Regions from separate parts of the Homo sapiens genome. Here region 2 is linked to region 1. A link is an interaction called in ENCODE POLR2A ChIA-PET data of the cell type or tissue named here. Cell type or tissue: CD4-positive, alpha-beta T cell. All regions are shown on one strand. Links, peaks and the distances in the headings refer to the core of each region. The heading gives the core; the rest is flanking DNA. Region 1 overlaps TECPR2 (tectonin beta-propeller repeat containing 2). Region 2 has its middle 23 kb from the start of LINC02323.

What was found. ChIA-PET counts read pairs that join two places held together with the same protein. Peaks named below come from ENCODE experiments on the same cell type or tissue, not always from the same donor. Only the 100,000 strongest peaks of a DNase experiment are listed, where the experiment ranks them.
Region 2: POLR2A ChIA-PET joins it to region 1 with 5 read pairs; 2 of 35 experiments call an interaction of 5 or more read pairs at or near these places.

The regions. Positions count from the first base shown.
Region 1 is chr14:102,382,416-102,386,802 of GRCh38, reverse strand. The region is part of intron 2 of TECPR2 (tectonin beta-propeller repeat containing 2); the gene reads right to left. The region is part of intron 1 of LOC124903389 (a long non-coding RNA gene); the gene reads left to right. Among named protein-coding and RNA genes, the nearest start is that of TECPR2, 22 kb to the right of the region's middle. In CD4-positive, alpha-beta T cell, for the core only: no CTCF peak of the experiment used is centred there; no DNase peak of the experiment used is centred there.
Region 2 is chr14:102,566,062-102,570,448 of GRCh38, reverse strand. No RefSeq gene overlaps it. Among named protein-coding and RNA genes, the nearest start is that of LINC02323, 23 kb to the right of the region's middle. RefSeq lists an enhancer at 1-463. In CD4-positive, alpha-beta T cell, for the core only: no CTCF peak of the experiment used is centred there; a DNase peak (open chromatin) is centred at 2,158; H3K4me3 peaks cover 368 bases; H3K27ac peaks cover 452 bases.

The DNA.
Region 1 (4,387 bases), core at 100-4,099:
TAATTCATCTCTGGGGTTAAACCACTAATAACTGGCAGCCAAAGCTCAAAACAAATCTTTGTGTTGCTGTGTTTATGCGTGTAATATGTACCAAAAATTTCTAGTAATTCCTCAGTAAAGTTAAAAAAATACGTAATTCCCTTTCACTCTTCCTCCCTCAGCCCATCCCAATCTTAATCCCTACCTAGAGTTAAGTAATCATGTGAAAATTCCTTCAGACCTTTTCCTATGTGTTTACATATAGGTATACAGCTTTGTTTCCAAGCTCTAAATCTTCTACCTCTAAATTCTACATTCTTGCCAAAAAAAAAATTTTCACTTTATTTTATTTTTGAGACAGAGTCTTGCTCTGTCGCCCAGGCTGTAGTGCAGTGGCGCAATCTCTACTCACTGCAACCTCCACCTCCTGGGTTCAAGCAATTCTCCAGCCTCAGTCTCCTGAGTAGCTGGGATTACAGGTGCCCGCCACCACACCCGGGTAATTTTTATATTTTTAGTAGAGATGGGGTTTTGCCATGTTGCTCAGGCTGCTCTCAAACTCCTGAGCTCAAAATGATCTGCCTGCCTCGGCCTACCAAAGTGCTGGGATTATAGGCGTGAGCCACCGTGCCTGGACAAGAAATTTATTTTATACCTCCCTTGTGATTCTCCACAATTATAAGTTTGATATCCTATATATAATGGGCGCTCAAAAAATGCTGTTGATACTCAGGGCTACCAAGTATGGATTTTGGCCCCAGCAAAATACATTTTTTTTCCAAATGTTAATATTTTAGATTTAAAAAGTTTTTGTAGGTACACAGCAGGCATATGCATGTATGGGTGAAATACATTTAAAGGATAACTAGCTAAATTTTTTTTTTTTTTGAGGCAGGGTCTCACTTTGATGCCCAGGTTAGGGTGCAGTGGCTCGATCTCGGCTCACTACGACCTCGACCTCCTGGGCTCAAATGATCCTCCCACCTGAGCCTCCTGAGTAGCTGGGACTACAGGTACACGCCATCACGCCTGAATAATTTTTGTATTCTTTCGTAGAGATGGGGGTCTTGCTGTATTGCCAAGGCTAGTCTCGAACTCCTGAGCTCAAGCTATCTGTCCGCCTCGGCCTCCCAAAGTGCTGGGATTACAGGTGTGTGCCACTATGCCTGGACTAGCTAAAATCTTTACATGGGATTCTCCCAGAGTCCCCTTCTATGGTGCTGGATCCAGTAATTTGTACCAGCTTCCCTCAATCTCTGGTACAGCCTGTGGATGCTGCTCCCTCAAACTCTGGTAGAGCCTGTGGATGCTGTTCCACCAAACTCTGGTAGAGCCTGTGGATGCTGTTCTACCATGTCACAGTCCTTCAAAGCTCACGTGACTTATCATATCTGCTATGGTTTAGATGTGGTTTGTCTTTGCCAAAATTTATGTTGAAGTCTGATCCCCAAAGTGGCAGTGCTGGGAGGTGGGGCCTAGTAGGAGGTGTTTGGGCCATGGGGGTAGATCCCTCATGAATAGATTAATGCCCTCCTCATGGGTGAATGAGTGCTCACTCTCCAAGGACTGGATTAGTTTCCAAGACAGCAGGTTGTTAAAAAGAGTCTGGCTTCCTTGCACGAGGATGGCACACAAATTTGTGAAGCACTCCATACTAAAAGAAAAAGAGCCGGGTGCCGTGGCTCATGCCTGTAATTCCAGCACTTTGGGAGGGTGAGGCATGTGGATCACCTGAGGTCAGGAGTTTGAGACCAGCCTGGCCAACATGGTGAAACCCTGTCTCTACTAAACATACAAAAATTAGCCAGATGTGGTGGCGCACACCTGTAGTCCTGGCCACTCGGAAGGCTGAGGCAGGAGAATTGCTGGAACCTAGGAGGCAGAGGTCGCAGTGAGCCGAGATTGCACCACTGCACTCCAGCCAGGGCAACAAGAGTGAAACTCTGTCTCAAAAAAAAAAAAAAAAAAAAAAAAAAAGGAAAGGAAAAGAAAATGAGTCTGGCATCCTTGGTTCCTGTCTTGCTTCCTCTCTTGCCATGTGACCATGTGAGATATAGATATATATATATACACACACATACATATACATATATATGTGTATATATATATACACACACACACACATATATATATATATATTTTTTTTTGAGGTGGTGTCTTGCTCCATCACCCAGGCTGGAGTGCAGTGGTGCAGTCTTGGCTCACTGCAATCTCCGCCTCCCGGGTTCAAGTGATTCTCCTGCCTTAGCCTCCTGAGTAGCTGGGATTACAGGCATGGGCCACCATGCCTGGCTAATTTTTCTATTTTTAGTAGAGATGGGGTTTCACCATGTTGTCCAGGCTGATCTCAAACTCCTGACCTCGTGATCCGCCTGTCTTGGCCTCCTGAAGTGCTGGGATTACAGGCCTGAGCCACCATGCCCGGCCTACCATGTGATCTCTTGATACACACCTGGTCCCCTTCCAATTCCCACCATGAGTGGAAGCAGCATGAGGTCCCCACCAGATGCAGCTGCCCAATCTTGGACTTTCCAGCTACAGAATTGTGGGCCAAATAAACCTCTTTAAAAAAATTAAAAATAGTAAAAAAATAAAAACAACTTCCGGCCGGATGCAGTGGCTCACACCCGTAATCCCAGCACTTTGGGAGGCCGAGGCAGGTGGATCACCTGGGGTCGGGAGTTCGAGACCAGCCTGGCCAACACGGAGAAACCCTGTCTCTACTAAAAATACAAAATTAGCCAGATGGGGTGGCACATGCCTGTAATCCCAGCTACTCAGGAGATTGAGGCAGAAGAATCGCTTGAATCGGGAGGCAGAGTTTGCAGTGAGCCGAGGTTGCGCCACTGCACTCCAGGCTAGGCAACAAGAGCGAAACTCCATCTCAAAAAAAAAAAAAAAGAACAACTACTAGTCTTAGGTATTCTGTTAAAGGAAAACGAAACAAAGATAATATGATAGAGAACTAATTATTGGTTAAACTGTAAAAATGGCCATCAGATGTAATTTGTAGTTTCATTCTGGGGAGCAATAAACTTCAACTTTAGTATTTGTTTTTTAGTTTGGTGACTGAAAATATTTAAATAGTTATACAGTTTTTCTAAAAGACAATACGGGACCGGGCGCAGTGGCTCATGCTTGTAATCCCAGCACTTTAGGAGGCCGAGGCAAGTGGATCACTTGCGATCAGGAGTTTGAATCCAGCCTGGCCAACATGGTAAAACCCTGTCTCTACTAAAAATACAAAAAGTAGCCAGGCATGGTGGCGGGCACCTGTAATTCCAGCTACTCAGGAGGCTGAAGCAGGAGAATCACTTGAACCCAGGAGGCGGAGATTGCAGTGGGCTGAGATCGCTCCACTGCACTCCAGCCTGGGAGACAGAGTGAGACTCTGCCTCAAAAAAAAAAACAAAAAAAACAAAAAAGACAATACAATGGTGATCAATGAGACACATGTGCTTTATAAAAGAAAACTGGGTTGTAACTGCAACCTGAGTAAGGAGTCCAAATTCCGCTAACGCATATAAACCTTACTGCCAGAGGTTACTTAATAGTGAATTAAAACCCAAGGAGCTAGCAAAACTACTCTGTAGAAGTCAAAACTACTCTGTGTTAGAAGTCAGAATAGTTACCTTGGGGAGGGGTAATGATTAGGAGGTAGCACAAGAGAATCTTCTGGGGTGCTGGAAATGTTCTGTATCTTGAACTGGGTGATTAAACAGGCATACACATATAAATTCATCACATGGTACTATTAAGATTTGCAGGCTGGGCACAGTGGCTCACGCCTGTCATCCCAGCACTTTGGGAGGCCGAGGTGGATGGATCACCTGAAGTCTGGCGTTCGAGACCAGCCTGGCCAACGTGGTGAAACCCCATCTCTACTAAAAATACAAAAAATTAGCTGGGCGTGGTGGCAGGCGCCTGTAATCCCAGCTACTTGGGAGGCTGAGGCAAGAATCACTTGAACCCGGGGGACGGAGGTTGCAGTGAGCCGAGATCGCACCATTGCACTCCAGCCTGGGCAACAAGAGCAAAACTCCGTCTCGAAAAAAAAAAAGATTTGCAAACTTTGTGTAAATTATATTTTAAAGAAAAGTGAAAAAACAAAGTAAAACACAAGGGCCTGGAAAGCTTAGTCTACTCTAAATGTGTTGAGGTATGTTTTCTAACTCAGGACATGGTCTATATTGATGAATGTTCCATGTGCACTTGCAAAGAATGTATATTCAGCTGAGTGTTCTATAAATGTGAATTAGACCAAGTTGGCTGATGGTGTTGTTCAGTTCTTCTACATCCTGTTGGTTTTCTGTCTACTACTTCTATTATTGAGAGAGGAATACTGAAGTCTCCACATGTAATTGCAGATTTGTCCATTTCTGCTTCGTGTATTGTGTGAAGCTATGTT
Region 2 (4,387 bases), core at 292-4,291, 180 kb before region 1:
GCAGATCACTTGAGGCCAGGAGCCTGGCTAACATACCAAAACCTTGTCTCTACTAAAAATACAAAAATAAGGCGGGGCATGATGGCTCACGCTTGTAATCCCAGCACTTTGGGAGGCCAAGGTGGGCACGTCACGAGGTCAAGAGATCGAAACCATCCTGGCCAAAATGGTGAAACCCCGTCTCTACTAAAAATACAAAAATTAGCTGGGCATGGTGGTGCACACCTGTAGTCCCAGCTACTCGGGAGGCTGAGGCCGGAGAATCTCTTGAACCCAGGAGGTGGAGGTTGCAGTGAGCCGAGATCGCGCCATTGCGCTCCAGCCTGGGTGACAGAGCGAGACTCCGTCTCAAAAAAAAAAAAAAAAATAAGAGGGGCGTGGTGGTGTGCACCTATAATCCCAGCTACTCAGGTGGCTGAGGCAGGAGAATCGCTTGAGCCTGGGAGGCTGAGGTTGCAGTAAGCCGAGATCGGGCCACTGTTATCCACTATGGGTGACAGAGCCAGACCGTGTCTCAAAAACAAACGGCCAGGCGCGGTGGCTCATGCCTGTAATCCCAGCACTTTGGGAGGCAGAGGTGGGCGGATCACCAGGTCAGGAGTTCGAGACCAGCCTGGCCAACATGGTGAAACCCCGTCTCTACTAAAAATACAAAAAAAATTAGCTGGGCATAGTGGTGTGCGCCTATAGTGCCAGCTACTCAGGAGGCTGAGGCAGGAGAATCGCTTGAAACAGGGAGGCAGAGGTTGCAGTGAGCCAAGATCGCACCATTGCACTCCAGCCTGGGCGACAGAGTGAGACTCCGTCTCAAAAAAAAATAAAAATTAAAATTAAAAAAACCCTAAGGACAAGATTCACAGAACTTCAACCCCTGGGGTAGGGCATGGAAGTGCCATACGTGTTCCCTATAGCTGTATTTATAGTTCTATAGCTATAGCTCTCTTTATCTGTATCCTCCTTTGTAATATGTATGAGGCTTGACTCTGAGACCTAACACACTCAACAGTCTTTTTTTTTTTTTTTTGAGACAGAGTCTCACTCTGCTGCCCAGGCTGGAGTCCAATGGCATGGCCCGATCTCGGCTCACTGCAACCTCTGCCTCCTGGGTTCAAGTGATTCTTCTGCCTCAGCCTCCCCAGTAGCTGGGAGTACAGGCACACGCCACCATGCCTGACTAATTTTGTGTTTTTAGTAGAGATGGGGTTTCACCGTGTTGGCCAGGCTGCTCTTGAACTCCTGACCTTAGATAATGATCCGCCTGCCTCGGCCTCCCAAAGTGCTGGGATTACAGGCATGAGCCACCACGCCTGGCCCATTCTTTTATTTTTGAGACAGGGTCTGGCTGTATCGCCCGGGCTGGAGTGTAGTGGCTCGATCTCAGCTCACTGAAGCCTCCACCTCCCAGACTCAAGTGATCCTCCAGCCTCGGCCTCCCGAGTAGCTGGGATTAGAGGAGTGCACCACCACGCCGTGCCAGTTTTTGTATTTTTTGTAGAGACCGTGTTTTTCCAAGTTGCCCAGGCTGTCTCGAACTCCTGAGGTCAAGCAATCCACCAGCCTAGGCTTCCCAAAGTGCTGGAATTACAGGCATGAGCCACTGCGCCTGGCCACACCCAACATTCTATCCAAAGACTGTAACAAGGGCTATGGGAACTAAGAGCCAGGAACCAAGGATGAAACCCAAAATATATATATAACACCACAGATGTCTCCATCTGTATCCATTACAATGAACCAGTAAATGTAAGGAAGTGTGTCTTCGTGTTCTGTGAGCTGCCCCAGTAAATTAACAGAACCCAAAGAGGGGGATGTGGGAACCCCAACTTGAAGCTTGTAGGTCACAAGTTCCAGGGGCCCCAACGTGGGACTGGTGTGTGGGGCTGTGACGGGGGAGGCTTGGGGAGTGCGCCCTCACTCCATGGGATCTGATGCTATCTCCAGTTAGCCTCAGAACTGGACTAGGGGACGCTCAACTGGCTCTTCTGCTTGGTGTATGGGGAAAACTCCACAAATTTGGCCACAGAAGCTTTCTTCTGTGTTGATGATTGTGGTGGTGGTATGAGAGGAGAGGACAAACAGGGTTTGAGAGACTTTCCGGAAACACTGCTTCAGATCCTGGAGGTGCAGAGGAAGAGGCAAGAAGCCACGGAGGTTGTGCTCCTCCCCAACTGGGGTAGGCTCCTCCCCTTCCAACTCAAGCCACCACCAGGTGATTTAAAGGGCCAGTGCCCTGCCCCCACTACTTTTTTTTCCTTTTTGGGAGCCAGACATTAAAGATCAGAACATTCGGCCAGGCACTATGACTCACACCTATAATACCAGCACTTTGGGAGGCCAAGGGAGATGGATCACCTGAGACCAGGAGTTCAACAGCCTCCTGGCTAACATGGTGAAACCCCCGTCTCTACTAAAAATACAAAAATTAGCCAGGAGTGGTGGTAGGCGCCTGTAATCCCAGTTACTAGAGAGGGTGAGGCAGGAGAATTGCTGCAACCTGGGAGGTGGAGGTTGCAGTGAACCGAGATTGCGCCACTGCACTCCAGCCTGGGACACAAAGCGAGACCTTGTCTCCAAAACAACAAAAAAAAAAGATTAGAAACTCAAAAAAAAACTGCACATACAAGGAAAATTAGAAAGTGACTGCGCAGTGCATGGCCAGAGAAAGGCACAGACTCAGAAAAGCTAGAGGGTTCATTAAGATGGTATTTCAGGCTGATCTTTGGCACAGAGACAGCTTACAAAAACAATAAACACAAATGCAAACAAACAAAAACAATAACAAAAAACTCCATGGAGCCCGTCGGGTGGCTCACGCCTGTAATCTCAGCACTGTGGGAGGCTGAGGTGGGCGGATCTGCAGGATCACCTGAGGTCGGGAGTTTGAGACCAGCCTGGCCAACGTGGAGAAACCCCATCTCTACTAAAAATACAAAATTAGCCAGATGTGGTGGCGCATGCCTGTAATCCCAGCTACTTGGGAGGCTGAGGCAGGAGAATGGCTTGAACCCGGGAGGCGGAGGCTGTGGTGAGCTGAGATCATGCCACTGCACTCCAGCCTGGGCAACAAGAGTGAAACTCCATCTCAAAAAAACAAAAAACAAAAAAACAAAAACAAAAACAAAAAACCATGGAGAAAGACAAGAATCGGCCGGGCGAAGTGGCTCATGCCTGTAATCCCAGCACTTTGGGAGGCCGAGGCAGGCAGATCACGAGGTCAGGAGTTCGAGCTACTTGAGAGACTGAGGTGAGATGGTGGCTTGAGCCCAGAAAACAGGGGTTGCAGTGAGCTGAGATTGCGCCACTGCACTCCAGCCTGGGCAATAGAGCCAAACCCACCAAACCCTGTCCCAAAAAAGAAAAAAATAAATAAATTTACAAATTAGCTGTACATGGTGGTACACAGCTGTAATCCCAGCTTCTCAGAAGGCTGAGGTAGGAAAATCACTGGAGTCCAGGAATTTGAGGCAGCAGTGAGCTATGATCACGTCACTGCACCCTAGCCTGGGTGACAGAGGGAACCCTGTCTCATAAGAAAAAAAAAAAACAAACAGGCTGGGCACAGTGGCTCACGCCTGTAATCCCAGCACTTTGGGAGGCCGAGGCAGGCGGATCACGAGGTCAGGAAATTGAGACCATCTTGGCTAACACAGTGAAACCCTGTCTCTATTAAAAATACAAAAAAAAAGAAAATTAGCCTGGCGTGGTGGCAGGCGCCTGTAGTCCCAGCTACTTGGGAGGCTGAGACAGGAGAATGGCATGAACCCTGGAGGTGGAGCTTGCAGTGAGCCGAGATCACCCACTGCACTCCAGCCTGGGCAACAGAGCGAGACTCTGTCTCAAAAAAGAAAAGAAAAAAAACAACAAAAAAAGAAAATTTCGCTAAAAGGATTCGAAGGTAGATTCGAGGAGGCAGAAGAATCAGTGAACTTGAAGAAAGGACAGTGGGGCTGGGCATAGTGGCTCATGCCTGTAATCCCAGAACTTTGGGAGGCCAAGGCGGGTGGATCACTTGAGGCCAGGAATTTGAGACCAGCCTGGTTAACATGGTGAAACCCCGTCTCTATTACAAATATAAAAATTAGCTGGGCGTGGTGATGGGCGCCTATAATCCCAGCTACTCAAGAGGCTGCGGCAGGAGAATCGCTTGAACCTGGGAGGCGGAGTTTGCAGTGAGCTGAGATCTCAACACTGCACTCCAGCCTGGGCAACAGGGTGAGACTCCATCTCAAAAAAAAAATTAGCCAGGCTTGGTGGCACAGGCCCCACCTACTTGAGGGGCCTAGGTGGATGATCATTTGAGCCTGGGAGGTCAAGGCTACAGTGAGCTGTGGTCACACCTCTGCACTCCAGCGTAGGCAACAGAGCGGGAAACTGTATCTCAAAAACA